Regions from separate parts of the Mus musculus genome. Here region 2 is linked to region 1. Evidence: chromatin loops called from intact Hi-C (ENCODE). Cell type or tissue: left cerebral cortex. All regions are shown on one strand.

The links. Peaks named below come from ENCODE experiments on the same cell type or tissue, not always from the same donor. Only the 100,000 strongest peaks of a DNase experiment are listed, where the experiment ranks them.
Region 2: a loop joins it to region 1, with 6 times the contacts of the local background. A loop is called at or near these places in 10 of 42 quality-filtered maps.

The regions. Positions count from the first base shown.
Region 1 is chr3:81,928,834-81,936,833 of GRCm38, forward strand. It overlaps Ctso (cathepsin O), which reads left to right and starts at 3,768. Exons shown (of 8, transcript NM_177662.3): 1 at 3,768-3,942. The coding sequence starts at 3,832. In left cerebral cortex, a CTCF peak has its summit at 4,168 (motif pointing right); DNase peaks (open chromatin) are centred at 3,830 and 4,145; H3K4me3 peaks cover 1,250 bases; H3K27ac peaks cover 1,297 bases.
Region 2 is chr3:82,024,950-82,032,949 of GRCm38, forward strand. Gucy1b1 (guanylate cyclase 1, soluble, beta 1) reads right to left here. Exons shown (of 14, transcript NM_017469.4): 14 at 7,055-8,000. Among named protein-coding and RNA genes, the nearest start is that of Asic5, 32 kb to the left of the region's middle. In left cerebral cortex, a CTCF peak has its summit at 4,492 (motif pointing left); DNase peaks (open chromatin) are centred at 2,552, 3,928 and 4,433.

The sequences.
Region 1 (8,000 bases):
TACTTTTTAAGTAATGGCAAAAACAGACAACACAACTTCCCAGAGAAGTCATTTATGATTAAGGTAGAATGATTAATAACTGAAAAAAACTTAGAAGATTCAAAAAAAAAAGTGAAAACACAGCAAATGAGGATTTGAATACCATAAAGGTTGAGGAAGCATCAAGGAGATGACAATTATGAGTATATAATGATTAATGCCATTATGTAAACACACACACTCATGGCAAACATAAAACAAAAACAGAGGCAGTGTAATTGGCCTCTAAAATGGCAGCTGATGGTGGCTCACTTAACACTTTACCTAAGTCTGTGGTCTCCCAGCTACAGTGTTGTTCTAGACTTATTCCCTGATAGACAGAAGAGCTGATGTGCCCAGGATGGACTTAACACCTCTGCTCTGGTCCCTTTCTCCTTCCCTTGCCTGTGCTCTACATCCGCACTGACACACTCCAGAGGAAATCAGCTGTTAGCACAACTGATAGCACAACTGAGAAGTCATGCTTACAGATCAGAAGGAAGTCCTATGAACTTCTGGTAACTTCACATTTCATCAGTGTCTGAGACCCTGAGCCATCACAGCCCTGTCTGTGTCTGGCACAAATGAGTACACAGGATTTAATATTGTAAATTCCCATGTTTGGAGATAATTTTTATATATAGTATAGATAACTAAATCAAGGTTGAAATAACTTCCAAACATTATTTATACATTTGATGAAATTACCTCCTCCTATGCAATGCCACTCTCTGTATTTTATGCATTTAATATTTACATTATTTACTTGATATTGTCATATATATCATGTATTTTATCATATTCATCTCCCACTCGTTGAAGACCCACTCTCATCCCATCTCTACTTGACTGTCCCCTCTTTTATGGTTGATTTTAAATTTCAAAATCCAAGGAGTTCAATTTGTGCATGCCATAAACTCATGGTTATTAGAGTATCCATTGAGTCCATCTTCCAGTGGCTATATCCTTAAGCAAACCTTACACCACCACCTCCATCCACACAGCAACAAATATTAGTAGTTCCTGCCACTCTCCTCTATGTGTACACTCACTCCCAGATAAAAGCCTTCTCAAGGCCCCTAAAATAATTGTATAATTACTCTATAGCATATAATCCTAATTACATTCTTACATGGCCTCTGAAGAGCTACATGATCTCTGCTTGGTATTTATCTCAGTCACTTATTATTTTTAAACTCCATATGTCTACATTTACTTCCTTTAGGTCTGTGGAGCATACTGCCTGCATTTCTACCCTCAGGCTTTTGAATGTGATGTTTCACTAATGGTCACATGCACCAAACTGTGAGTAGCAAGAAGTGGTCTTCAGTGTCTCTTTTCAGATCCCTCTAAACAAGGGGAACCCAGAGTTGATCCTGTAGTCTGGATGCAGAGTTGCCCTGAGGGCCCCCTTGTTAAATGCTTGGTCTCTGGGCAGTGCTACTGAGAGACAATGAACACCCCAGTGAAAGTTCTTTAGGCCACACCCTTGAAGTGGCTCTCTGACTTCAGGCTCATGAATTTTGTCATTGCCACTTCTGCCTTGTTCTTTCATCTGTGACAAATTGCCAAAGGAATGTAACGAGTCTGCCTGCTCTTAGACTGAAACCTTCATAAGCAAGAGCCTAAATAAGTCGTTTTTCTTTATATATTGGTGGTGTCAGCTATTTTGTTCTAGTAATAGGAAGCTGGCTGATATGGCTAGGTTATCCATCTCAGAGAAAATTCTGTCTGCTTTTCTGCACATTTCATCTCTGTTTATCTCTGTTGGGTGAGCAATGGCCTGAGTAGAATGTTCCCTTCTTAGGGCTACAGACACGGTTACATACACGGAAGTCATCAGTGTAAAGTGAAAATAGAGGCCTCTTTGCTCATGAAGTATTATGAATTTTACCTCCAGTGATAGTGACTTCTATCAATCACTTTATCACTGTCACTATGCATGAACCTGGTTCTCCGGGACCCATTATAATCTATTTTAAATAATGTTTCCAGATGCCTTCACTGTAGATATCGTTGCCCTCTTACATCTGCAGAACCAACATCTATCTGATTTATAGCTTTAGTTTTTATTAGGTACAGGGGGTAACTGTGTTCTCTGATGCAAACCTGATGATAAAATATATGACCTGGTGTGAAGAGACCAGGGAGGTCCTTTAGACCCTCAGTGATAAGATGCTGTTCCTATTGGAAAGTTTAGCAATGCAGGCATAACTGAGATAGCAAGGAGCCCACAGATTCCTGCTTATGTTAATCTCAGCAATCCTTCTGCAAGTGGCCCTTCGTTGTAGCCTACTCATCTCTATGCATTCTCTCCTGTTATTACTAAACTGAAGTTATTTTTCTGATGATAATTTATGTCTTTTGACAATCCTTTGAGTTAGAACATTTATGCAGGATAACTGCTGTGATCAAAAGAAAGTTTATTTGGACTAAATTTAATAAGTTTATATCAACAAACATTTACTGATTGAATACCCACTATATGTTGTTGGTGCATAAGAGACTAAAGAAATGAAATTGTCGCTCCCACGAAGCTGGCATTACAGAAAAGTGCTATGGATCAAAAGGCTACAGACTGAACACCAGAGGCAATGGGGGCAGTATTAGAAGAATAGGGTGGAGAGGGGGAGAAGGTTAGGGTTTTAAGTAGGGCAGTCGGGGTAGGTAGGCCTGGGAGTGAAGGAACAAGAAAATAAACACTATGGTTATTCAGATATACGCCAGGTTGGAAGCTAAGAAACAAAAGATGCAGGACATTCCGATTTCTGGGAACCTGGTTACAGTTTGTCCACAAAGGATCTGCTTTTGGACAATAGAGAAGGGGTAAAAAAGAAACACAGAGTAAAGACTCATTCTAAGACAATAATTTGCATTTTGTGTACATAGGCCCTTCTGAGAAGCAGCTGGCTGTCTTCTCCCAAGGGTAACCAGCGATTTGTGATATTTGGTCTCAGATCTTAAATCACTCAGTCTCCTTAAAGGAGAGCTCTGAGGCAGTGTACTGGAAACCTCTTTAGCTGAGATGTGAGTGAGCAGACATATTGACTGGTTTGAACATGTTCCCCTTTTCCTTTTACACTCTGTATACCGGCACCATGGTAAAAGGAAACAAGATTTTTAAAAATTACGTCAGTTAATTATAGCTGGGGATAGAAAGTGAGGTGGATGGATTATGAAGTAAGCTAAGCAAGAAGAAAACAACATAATAAAATAATAAGAAAAATTAAAGCAACCTTAACAGTGAAACAAAGAAAAGCACAGGACGTGCTCAGCATATAATGAAGTGTTTAGGATTACTTAGCTAAATTTCATTACAAACTTCGGAAGCGGGTGCAGCTTTCTACAAGTGGAGAAATGGCCACAAGATATTGTGCAGTTCTGTGCAGCAACAATTTTGTCAAGTATTTATACGCATCCATAGAGAGAAGTGTGTAAATTCGCATACACTATACGTCCCCATACAACCTGCTGAGTTCAATTTACACACACTCAGTGAACACATATTCAATTTAAACAGCAGGAAGTAAAATGAAGGGCTGAATCTCAGACAGCAGGAAACACAATAGTTTGTATCTTCATACTGTTGTGTAAGTCAGGTTTTGCTCTCTTTCTTATTAAGTAAGAGGGAAATCCCAGATGCCCAATAACAGCACAAAAGCTCAATAATAATCCCAAGAAGCACCAAACAAACAAAACAGCTGGGACCCCAGCAGCTTTCTGCTTCTGGGCGTGCACAGGACACAGGCAGTGGGCGGAGCCAAGAAACCGAAAGAGAAAGCGGGCCGGGCACAGTGGACCTCGGGCACCGGGATGAAGCCGCAGTTGGTGAACCTCTTGCTACTGTGTTGCTGCTGTCTCGGCCGCCACGGGGTCGCCGGGACCTGGTCTTGGAGCCACCAGCGGGAGGCCGCCGCCTTGCGGGTACCAAGCTCCCTCCCTCTACTGCCCCGGGGCTCCTAGGGAGGGACCCAAGCTCCAAGCGCGCATTTCCCCAGTAGAACTGCCTCCTAAAAGTTTGATTCCCCAGGGCAAGGATTTCTGTGCTATATCCCAAAGCACCAAAAGATGTCCAAAGCAAAGCTAAGGGGAAGAAGTATCCTGAATCCTAAAGCCTTTCCCACACCAAACCTGTCGCATAGAAAGCCGCCTGCAGGGGGCACTGGCTCTCTCCTCCTATAACTGGAAGTTAATGATTTCTCAGTCCTGGAACTGTCTACCACCATCAAGTTCTCTCTGACTTGGTGGAGACTGATGTAGAACAGGAGACATTTCACTGCCTTAAATTCGGATTTCTTTTTTTAAAGTTTTCATAATAATCCTTCAATTGCTCTCCAACCTTAAAATTCTGAAATGGACAAGTTAGCTGACCACGGATAGATTTTCCCAGTAACCAGGGGAACTGACCGAAATGCAGATTCACAGTTGGCCTCAGTTGCTATACTTAATGCTCTCTGAAAGGTTTTTAAATCTGAAAAAAAAAAAAAGAAAAAGAAAAGAAAAAAGAAAATGCCATCACGATTTTATTAGAGGAGGACTCACCTGTTCGACTCAGTGTCTATCTGAATTCAGGAATGCTGCTCTTAGGCCATTTAACTAGTGTTTACTGATGTTTTCTGAAATTTCCATAGAACCCCATAGCTCTGCCCCGTTCTCCTTGTCCTCTTTGGCCTGAGAAGTTCCAGTATTCATTCAGTCCGGCCTTCTTTGGCTTCAGCTACCCTTGTGTTGTACTCAAATCAAAATGCTGTGCTTTAGTTCTCCTTTTTGTTACTTTTGAGCTCATTTCTTGTTACCAGTCTATTTCTCAGTGTCCTTGGCCTGTGTGTTACTGAGACCTGTCCTTGATTTCCAATAGGGTGAGGTAGTCAGTGTCACAGGTTGTTGATAAGGTGTTTATTGGCCAACTAGTTTTTTTTTTTCTAATCTTGAGTATTGAAAGCTAACAATGTAATGTATAATTTTTTTTCTCCTTACTGAAATAAAGCAAGGTTGCCAAGAAAAGCAACTTAAAGAAAGTGAAAAAGGGTCTACTTTGGCTCACACTTTCAGGGACAGTCTATCATCATGATAGGGATGTCATAGTGACATGTGTGTGGAGCAGACATCCATACTACATCAGCAGCCAGGAAGGGAAAGACATGGATACTGTATCCCAGCTTACTTTCTCATCTTTATTTGGTCCAGAACCCCAGCAGGAGACACAGTGACTCCTAAGCTTACCAAGGGCTTCCTACCTCAGTTACACCCATCTAGAAACATCCTCCGAAATATACTCAAAGGTTTATTTCCATGGACATTCCCAATCCTAGTAAAGGTACAATCAAGATTACAGTCACAGTCACTGAAAAATTATTACAAAATAGAATTTGTGTGTGAACTATAATTTCCATGCCTACTTGTATTTTACTCTTGAGGAGATTGCAATCCCCAGACACACGTCTAGATTCTCTTTGGAGGAGAAATGCAACCAAGGTTCCATATAGAGAAGTAAGAGGTTGGAGGTTGAAGAAAACATTTCAAATCTTAGTACATTTTTTTTAAAACTTAGGGTTAAAAACACCAAAACAGCTTTGCAAGCAGTTCCTGTTGGCAGGAATTTGCTGATAAGTCCAGTGACCTGTTTTCTGAGCACTTAGTCATTAAATGATAGCTACAAACTGTGAGTCCTCCTGGAGAGTGTCAGCTGGAGAGTTGGAAGCAGAGGGCTTTGTTTCTTTGGTGACTAAAAGTATTAAGGATTCGTCTGGCTTTACAGTATGGGTTGAAATATATGGTAAGTAAAACTCAGCTTATAAGTCTAAAAAGTGTCATTTGAAAAAAGAATGTTTCCACTGTAGAATTAGTTGGTTGGAGATTCTACTGTTTTCTTACATGGCACATTGTGTACAGAATCTATAAAATTCCATTTGTTTCGCAATGCACTGAAACATTTTAAAGTAGGTTATAAAGTAAAATTGAGCCATTAAATTAAATCCCACTTAATTGTATTCCTTAATCAATAAGGTAAACAGCAGCCCTGCTAGCTGTCGTTATATTATTATTCAATGAGACAAGACTCCTCCATGACTTATTATGGAATATCTTACATGCTACCTGAAGGAAAAGGAAAGGGAGGGAAGTCACACTCCTGCATGGTGGACTGGGCTCTTGGTTCTTGGTTGTTGGCTGACGCTCTTCACTTTCCCTTTGCTTTTCCTGTGGAAGGCAGATGAGAGACTCTGGCTTTTTAATACTGTGACAAAAAACCCTTAGGTGGCTTACTTAAATAGAGGAGAGCTTTGTATTTACTTAGTGTTTCTGTCCATGTTTGGTGGTAGATTTGAATCTGTGGAGATATAGTGCTCTGGGGAGCATGCAATAGAGGAGACTTGTTTGTCTCTCCGACAGTGGGAATCAAAAGGGACATGCCAGGGCCCTAATTGCCCTCTACCAGTCACCAAAAGCAGTCTGCATTCTTAGCCTAGGAGGACGTGAGAGGCATCAATGGATTCAATAAAAGCTGGTCTTCAGACTCCCTTCAGAATACTCTTGACAAGCCACCTAGTTGGTGGCTTCACATGCATTGAGGAGCATTGCCTTAACACTGTGATGGCTCATGCTGTGTCTTTACTGAGTTGTGTATGTGTCTGAGGTCATTTCTATATAAGTAGATTATTATAATGTAGATTATTATAAGTAGATTATTTAAATGAGTGCTTATGATGAGCCACAGATATCCTGGTTATCTCCCCCAAGTCTACCTTGTACTTGCTGCTGCTTGGGAACTTTCATGAGGAGGTGACTTTGAGAGTAGTCAGTCCAGTTCCACAGACATTTTAGGGTGATTTTTAGCTTAAAGCACACATTGTCTATATCGAAATATAGTAAAACTTGTAAAAACCTTAGATCAGATCATGTTCATTCATTTTTCCTTCTGACTATCTGCTTGACCTACAATTTGTCAGTTATCCTGTGTTGGGAACTGATGTAGATGTCCTTGGTGACATGTGAAGAATAGTGTCTGTGGAGGCCTCCAAGAAGTTACATTAGACTGACACATGTCACCCCAATAGTTACAGTAGTTGAGAAGGTGGAAACAAGTTCCTCCAATGTACTCTGTCTGAAAACAAACAGCATATTATATATGTGGGGGACTAGCATTCGTTTCTAAAAAGCAGTATGAAATCCTGTACATTAGAAAATAGATTCTCTCATTTCATAAATGCACATGTAAAAAGTCCCCCTTCTAATAAGGGATAACATATTTCTCACCTAGGAATTCTGCATGTGAGATTTACAATTCCCACGTCTTGAGAGAAATTCTCAGCAATGATTCCATGCTGACTATAATCTGTGCATATTTTGTCCCTGCTTAGATTTGCCAGACCTTCCAGAGAGAACATTTTCCATGCATACATGGAACTGACTTATTACCCACTGAACTCTAGCATTTGCCAGCGAAGGCTGATAAGATCAAAACTTAACAAATAATGAGCTCAGAACGGTAAAAGAAAGTGACCTTACAAGATGGGCAATGGGTTGACTTCATCCAACCCTAGTTACTTGACAAGCCAAGGCAGGAGGGTCACTGGAGACATGGTGTTCAAGACCAGCCTTGGTACATAATGAAACACTTATCTCTGATTTTTGAAGCATGAATAGATGAAGGGCATGAGCTGCAAGCACGATCATCATCAGAAAGGAATATCTTTGCTTACATTGGTAGAAAGCAATAAACTAGAGTAAATACAAGAAACCCTAGCTAGCAATGGGGAAAAGATGTCTAATTTCCATGGTTGTCTCCCCTAATAAAATCAACATAAAGACCCACAATGTAGATGTCCCCCGCCGCCCCCCAGCCTGTGCCTTACAGGTTGGATGGCTGAACCCATGCATCACGTGCTGGTTGGATGACTTTAAGAAAAACATACACCCATCTATGCCTCAGTTCATTAATCTGAGGTGAGAAGATGAGGTGAGCAAGTACCTCATGCAGAGGT
Region 2 (8,000 bases), 96 kb after region 1:
TTATACCCATAGATTAGAGGTACTTCCAGTCTTGGGCAAAGGAACCTCTTTTGCTGTGGGAAGCTGCACAGAGACTCATAGCTCTTATCAAGGTGCTGTTATAATGGACTGTTGATAGCGCAGCACTAAATGTGACATCTATTTCATCTCGCTCACTCTCCAAGGCTCAGAGGAGGTTGTGAGAGAGGAGCCAGGCAGGAAGAGCCAGAGGGTAGGAAGGAATAGAGGGAAACGCTGTCTTTAGCACATGAAATGATCATTGCACTCATGAGCTCACCATCGTTATGATGACTTACACAACACCTAGACAAGGCCAAGTCAACATCCCAGCAGGCAGCTCTCACGGAACTCAGCGGGTCACAACAAAATAAATTCAAAAGAGAACATGAAAGTTAGAGGGGACATGCTTGGGGTGGAAAGGGAAGGGAGGGTGAAATAGAGGTAGATATGATTAAGACACGCTGTATGCATGTATGAGATTGTCAATGGATAAATGAAAGATAATTATAAGAATAGAACCAGAAAGCTGAACAGCAACATTCTCATCTTTCTGCTTCCTGACAGGAGGTGCAAATTATCCCAGGGTTTTAAAGTCCTGCTGCCGTGACTTCAACGCTATGGTGGGCTATATCTCAATATGTGAGCTAAAATAAAAACCTTAACCAAAAATGGAAGGAAAGAAGAGAAGAGGAAGGGAGGGGGTAGAGGGGGCAGAGCTAAAGAGGAGGAGAAGGGAGCAGAAAAGAAAGGAATGGCATGAAGGAGGGGGTAGGGAGGAGGAAGAGGGTTGTAATGGCAGAGGCAGCAGCAGTGGAAACTTAGGGAAAATCCACCTGCCATATTTGTTAAAAAACCTCCACTTGCCTGAGTAGAGATGCACAACCTTTTTAACATCTGATTTAGCCACATCTAGAAGATACTGTTGATTTACATTATGATTTGTGGGGCTTTAGCACACTGGGTTTCAGGTATAGACATTGGTTTTACCACTCACTTTTGTTTTGATCTTGGCATCCCTACTAAAGTCCATGTATTCCATTCCATCATGAATAAAATAATGAGGATGTACATGTGAACAACTAAACAGAGTGTTCCTATGAAGTATAAATATCTCAATGCCTGATTATCTGAGATTCATGCACTATCTTCTGGGCTCTTCCAAAAGGCTTGGGTCACTTCCCCATCTCTGCCCTCTGTAGCACACACAGCTTCTCCTCTAAGCTCAGGTAGGTTCGACTTTAAGGCTGTTGCTGTCCTTAGGGGTCATTCCAGGGTACTCGCATCTCCAAAATGCTGGGGTCTTCTTCTGCAACTTGGCTGCACTGTCAGAAATATTCTTAATTATGCCAAGCCTCAATGTCTCTGCCCGGCCCCTTCAATACTAGACATTCAGTTGCTATGAGGCTGTACTGCATGGCCAATGGCCTCTCCTGGCCTCTCAGAGACAAGCCTCTCCTGCTCTCCATAACTACTTCATTCTTTCAAAGCCATTACCACTTGGTGATTCTTACACTACCAAGCTTGGCTGCCAACATGAGGTATAACTGTGGCTGCCTCTGGAACACAACTTCTGAAGCTAACAATTTTAAAATGCTGGACATTGGAGCGATAATGTTTTAATTGTGCTGTGTTTAATAACAATACATTATTCAATTACTTATCCTATTTTAATTTTTTCTTTTCTTGAATGACTACTAGGGATTTTTGATTTTCAAAAATTCACATCATTCTATTTTTAGTAGACTTTATTTGGAGGGAATACACTTTCAGTTTTCTAATGAAACCAATATTATTAGGTGGAGATGAAATTATTGTAGATAATTTCATTTGTAATAAGACTGGATATTAACTTATTTAAATTTTCTCTATATTTAAAATGTAACAAAACCAACGTATACATGTTTTCTTAAAATATCATTGCACAACTCAGAAACCTCTTTGAAACACTCAAAGATACTAGATTGTAAAACTGATGATGATGATGGTGACCCAGATGATGGTGATGATGAACTGGAGAAATAACCAACTAGTATATACTATTTGTCTTGCAGTGAACCTATGTTTGCTTCGCAACACATGGAGGGCCACAGCTGTCTGTCTGTCTGCAACTCTAGGAGATCAGAAACATTTTTCTGACCTCTATGGGCTCCTGACAAGCAGGGGATTCTTGCAGGCAAACACTCATAACACACTTAAAAGGAAGTGAGATGATACATGAACTTTGGGGGAAGAAGAGGGGGATACATTCAGGGAGCTAGTGGGAGGGAATGGGGGGTGTGACCAATATATATTATATACATGTTTGGAATTTTTAAATAATAGGCAAAAAGAAAAGGGGTCAGTTAGGTCTCTTGTCATATGCTGAACTCAAACTGTATACACCCAGTCAGACTTGATTTTTTCTTCTGACCTTGTCCTCACCTTGTCCTAGAATCTAGGACACATTCATCATGGCTTCTGGTGTGTGCTCTGGCACTGCAGCACTGCCAAGGGAGGAGAGGACTCAGTAGCCAGCTTGGCACATGCTGAGGTGAAAATTAAAGAACTCTCAGTTCTTTGATTTGTACTCACACCCTGCACAGTGCGTCATCACAAAGCCAGCTCAGGCCCTGCAGTACTGCAGGGTTTTAAAGCTGTGTTTTCTTTATGGGGATGGGTGATTTTGCTAAAGTCTGTCTGTGTCAGGTAGACAGTCACAGAGGGAAACTCTTAGCAAGTTTTGAGGAATCTGCTTTATAAATTAAAATCTTCCTTTTCTATCTCTTCCCTTCGATGATCCAAAACCGCCTGATGGGCACTTGTGATCCTTACCGCTGCAGTAATGGGCATGGAGGCTCTGCAAAGATGGTTCCGTGGGTACTTGCTTCCTGTACCAGAGAGGGAACAGAAGTTTGAAACCCCAGAATCCATATAAAAGACAGATGAGGTAATGCACATCTATAATCTCAGTGCTTCTACGGAGAGGTGGAAAGCAGAGACAAAAGAGTCCCAGGACTCACAAGCTAGCAGAATAGACACCACGTTTGCCCTTAGATTTCTTTATTTCTTATGAGTTATTTTTCAGATCTTCGCACTCGGACTATTAAAGTTACTACAGTCAAATTTTTAGATGTTTTTCCTAAAAGGTCAAGACCAACTTCACTACCTGAGCACACAGACCTTTTATCATAGCACTGTTGTTGCTGTAGATCATGGTTTAACTGTTGGAAGTATCTCAATCAGCTCCCATTTTACTCAGTAGAAACCTGAGTCCAAATAACCAAGTTGTGAAGACGCTGGGGAAAGGACCACAGTGTAACTGGGCTCAGGAATTTTCTTCTCTATCAATGTTTTCTTCAATATTGGTCCACATCACTGTATTATTTCTTTTTTAATATGAGAGAAATTCAAATTTAATGTAAATTAAAACTTTAAAATTACTCTAACGTTCTCAGTTTCTTTCTTCAGGCACTAGAAGTTCTTGTCAGACAGGTCTTTCACTTGCTTCGTTAGAGTCACACCAAGATATTTTATATTATTTATGATTATTATGTAATATGTTGTTTCCCTGATTTCTTTCCTAGCCTTTTTATTGCTTGTATAAAGGAGAACTACTGGGGTTTTTTTCTAGTTAATTTTGTATCCAGACACTTTGCTGAAGGTGTTTTTCAGCTACAGCTATTCTTTGATAGAGTTTTGGGGATCACTTATGTATCTGGAAGGGATAGAAACTCCACAGGAGTGATTGATAGGGTCAACTAACCTGGACCATTGAGGTCTTTCCGAGACAGAAACACTGACCATGTCGGGGGGACTTAAGCCCTCCATACATATGTAGCAGATGCATAGTTCAGTCTTCATGTGGGTCTCCCAACAACTGGAGTGAGGCTGTTCCTAAATCTGTTGCCTGCCTGTGGATCCTGTTCACCTAACTGGATTGCCTTGTCTGGCCCCATTGGGAGATGATGTACCTAGTCCTGAAGGAACTTGATGTGCCAGGATGGGGGGATAGATACCCAATGGGGCCTCCACCCTCTCAGAGGAGAAAGGAAGGGGGATGGAGGGAGTGTTTATGTAAGGGGGCAGCGATTTGGGATGAAAAGTAAATACACAACTTAATTAATGGAAAAATAACTCCTTAAGCACTATATTCTTGCTTTTACTTGATAGCTTTCAATAAGGAGGTAGAACTTTGCTTACTCCCCCGCTGTGTTATAGCTTCCATCACAGATTGCTTATTCTACTAAAGTTACTCACCTCCTTACAAATAAGCAGGGAATACCTGGTCAGAATTTATAAACAAGGTGTATAAGAGTAGATTTGATATCTCATAATGAGCACAAGTTTTGTAGCATTCATTTGAATCTGTGGGAAAGTAAGAATGAATTCCAGGCTGCACAAAGAAAGTGACTGTTAGTTCCTAACCAGGAGGTGCAATGTCCTCTGAGAACAACTGTGTCAGTCCCTGACTGTCCTTGGTCTTAATAGCAGATGGTGTTTTCTGCTGCCCTCTAGTGGTTCGCAAGCCGTTATTACAGACGGCATATAAAGAAACCCACTTAGGTAAAGACTGCAAAAAACCATTCTCTTTCAAAGACAAAGAAAAGAGCAGATCCTCTGGTGAGCCAATGGTAGGTTCAAACAAAATGAATTAGCTGGGAAATATAATACACATGTATATTTACATGTTTTTATGAAAATGATTTTATTAATTCAAACTGACTTGAGTTTAATTTGGAGAAAATTTTCATTGTGTTTGTTTGAATATTCAAACCCATTCTAGGTTTTGCTTGCTGACCCAACCATTTTCTGATGACATGTCCATGTTCTGTCCATGATTTAGCATTCACAATGTATTTCCAGTGATTTGAAAATGAGCATGCCTTTGGTTATGTTTCTATCCTCAACATGTTGAACCCAGGTTCTAATTCGATGATGTCTTGACTTAAAACATCAACCAATAATTTCAGCAACAGCTATTACATTCTAAATTTTAGCAATGGAAGAACGAGGGCATAACGAGATTTGGTGGAGATTATGTAGAAACTAAAGCTATATGCTCCAACAATATTTTTACACTCATCATGTCCTGTGGAGAGAATGGTCATTACTCTCACAGATGCAGCCATAGACACTCTACAACTCATGTCTAATATTCTCATGACCTTTCCCCCAAATTCACTCTCCTTTCTGCACCCTCTATCCTATTTAGTGGTTGTGCCATCTATCAGATAACTGGACAGGTAGCCTTCTGTTTACCTTTCTCCTCATACCCCTTGACCCATATCTTACTACACACTTTGAGTAACGAACCTGAAGTTCTCAACTGGCTTTCTACCCTTCCATCATTTGAGTGCAGGGCCATAAGAAAGCATAGTCATTGCCAAAAACCACCCACTGTAGTTCTCTGCTGTTAATTCAGCCCACACCAATGGCAGCAGGACTTCCCTCAAGAACCAGTTTAATAATACCTTAATAAGAGCATTTCTCTTGCCCATTCATTCCCCCAACCCCATACATTCCCCATGCTTCCTGAAAATGTAGTCTCTACCCAGTCCACAGACTGCTTCCTCTGTTGCTTCTCTCAGCATGGTTTATCAACTGTTTGTTTTCTGGTGAGTGCAGGCAACACATAGGAAAAGAGGAAGTGTATTGGCTGTATGAGATTTACAGTGAACCAAAGAGATATGCAAATAGATAGTGTGCTTCTGGACAGAGGAGGCACAACCTTGGACAGGAGGCAGTTAGCAGATGACTTTGGCTAAGGTGACACTGTTCTCTAAGGGGTGTAGACAAAGACTAGAAATGAAGTGAGTTTACATAGGAAAGAAATTTGAATGTGGAACAGAGAGGGAGAATATGGGAAGCAGGTCATTTAAAGGAAGATTTGGCAAGTTTTCAGATTGGGTGGTTTAAACCTTTTTGACATTTTGGAACAATCAAGTTGTAAAATTTTGCAAGTCAATGCTTTAAATGCAGAGTTTTGCTCCTTATCACACTCCATGTTAGAACGCTCTTACAGTAACGGAGTGCCCAGCAAGAAGAGGAGGGAGGAGCTTTGCCTTCAGACTGTGACGACAGGAGTCTCAGCCCATGGCTGTTATTGCTTTTGCACCTGTGACAAGACAACACATCACAGAAGGAATGTTGGCACTCAACTTCTGACAGTGAAGAAGCCAGTAGGATGGAGGTGACACTGGATCTCTCAGTCCAAAGTGCTAGTTCTGTGACCTAACTTCCAGCCACTGCAACCTTCTGTCTGCAACAGCGCCAAGATGAAGAGCATGGCACTTATCCACAAGTGTCTAGACAGGAGTCTGAGGGAGTCAGTCAGACCCAAAAGCGTGTCCCAAACTCCTAAGACAGTGTAAGCCAGAAAGAATCCTTGCTAAATATATAGTGTGCCTAGGATGATGTCAATGTAGTTGTAATTTTCTTTAACCAATCTCATGACTCTCTTATTATCATTTCTTTATATTAAACATTCTTCACAGTTAAAAATATTAAACATGTTATCTATGTGCAGTGATTATATAGTTAGTATATCATGTATAGTTCATAGTGTATAGTACATAGTGAATAGTACATAGTTTATAGTATATAGTGTATAGTACATAGTGTGCAGTGTATAGTATATATTATATAGTGTATAGTATACACAGAGAGTGAGCTCTTCTGGTTGAGGTCATTTCATCTTCACATACGTAGTTCTCTTCTGTTTCATCTTTTGCTGTTTCTTTGTTAGTATTGAAGTGGCACTTGCCTATCATCTCAATAGTAGTGCAGGAGGAGTGTTGCCTAAGATCAAGGATAGGCTAGCTAAAGAGTGATACCTTGTCTCAAATGAACAAAAACAAAACCAGAATATTAATAAGAGGAACTATTAAAATTTGATAGTGCATGTGGGGAGTGGGTATAGCTCACTGTTGCAGCCTTTGCCAAGCATATGCCATGCCCTAGTTTCCTCACCCAGCTCTGAAAACAAATTATAAATGTAGAAAAATCAGAATCAGTTGATAGCTCACGAACAAGGTTATAAAATGCCTTTAAATAAAAGATTAAGAAAAATCGCAAGTAGTGTCAATACCATTTTATTAAATTAATGCGCACTGTAGACAAGTGGTAAAAATAATTTATTGTAGAATCTTTTACACAATTAACATGTAACATTTATACATACATTGATGTGCTGATATGAAATACTAAATTTAAAGACAAATATCTTTACACAAAAGTACTTTTTTTCTATTTTATAAAGATAGATATCAATAAATTATCAGAGACATTTAAAGGATGATAGGCCAAATATACCAACAGGAATTCAGTCCATTCTATGCTAGAATTAAAATGATTTTGATGAATATTCTGAATATGATATCCTGGATAAGTTGACATCCTTCTAAGCTAATAAAGAAGCTCAAGCCTGGAGCGAGGCCAGGGGCAGGTTCGGGGGCTGGGGTGGGGCCTCCAACAGCAGTGTCCTAGCTATGTATTCCCAGCCTTGTTCCTGGACATAGTTTGACCCCAAACACTTGCTAAAGCAAATGTAACCCTTCAGTGTGAAACAATGCAGCCCCCATCACAGCTACCAGTAGTCAACCAAACACAATATACAAGGACTTCAGTACAAATTAGGGCAATGTAGATGTTAGATAAAATGTAATTGGCATAAAATTTGAATGAGCAACCAATTTTTGCAATAATAGAGTCCCAGAAGGGAATTGACATACTTCAAAATAGTCACTCCTTTTCCTAATATAGCATACTAATTCTTACTTCAGAAGTCTACAAATAAATTGCCTTTTTTCCCTAAAACTTAGATTCACTCGTGTACAAAATGGTTTCTAGAATGCCATGCACCAACATGATATAAACTTTGTTTTATGGTATAGTCATTAAAATATACATATACACACACATATACATGGAGCATAAAACAAATCTACTGAGCCATGATATATACACGCATGGCCAGATACTATTAAGTCTCGTTCTATCAGATTTAACAAACTTAACACAGT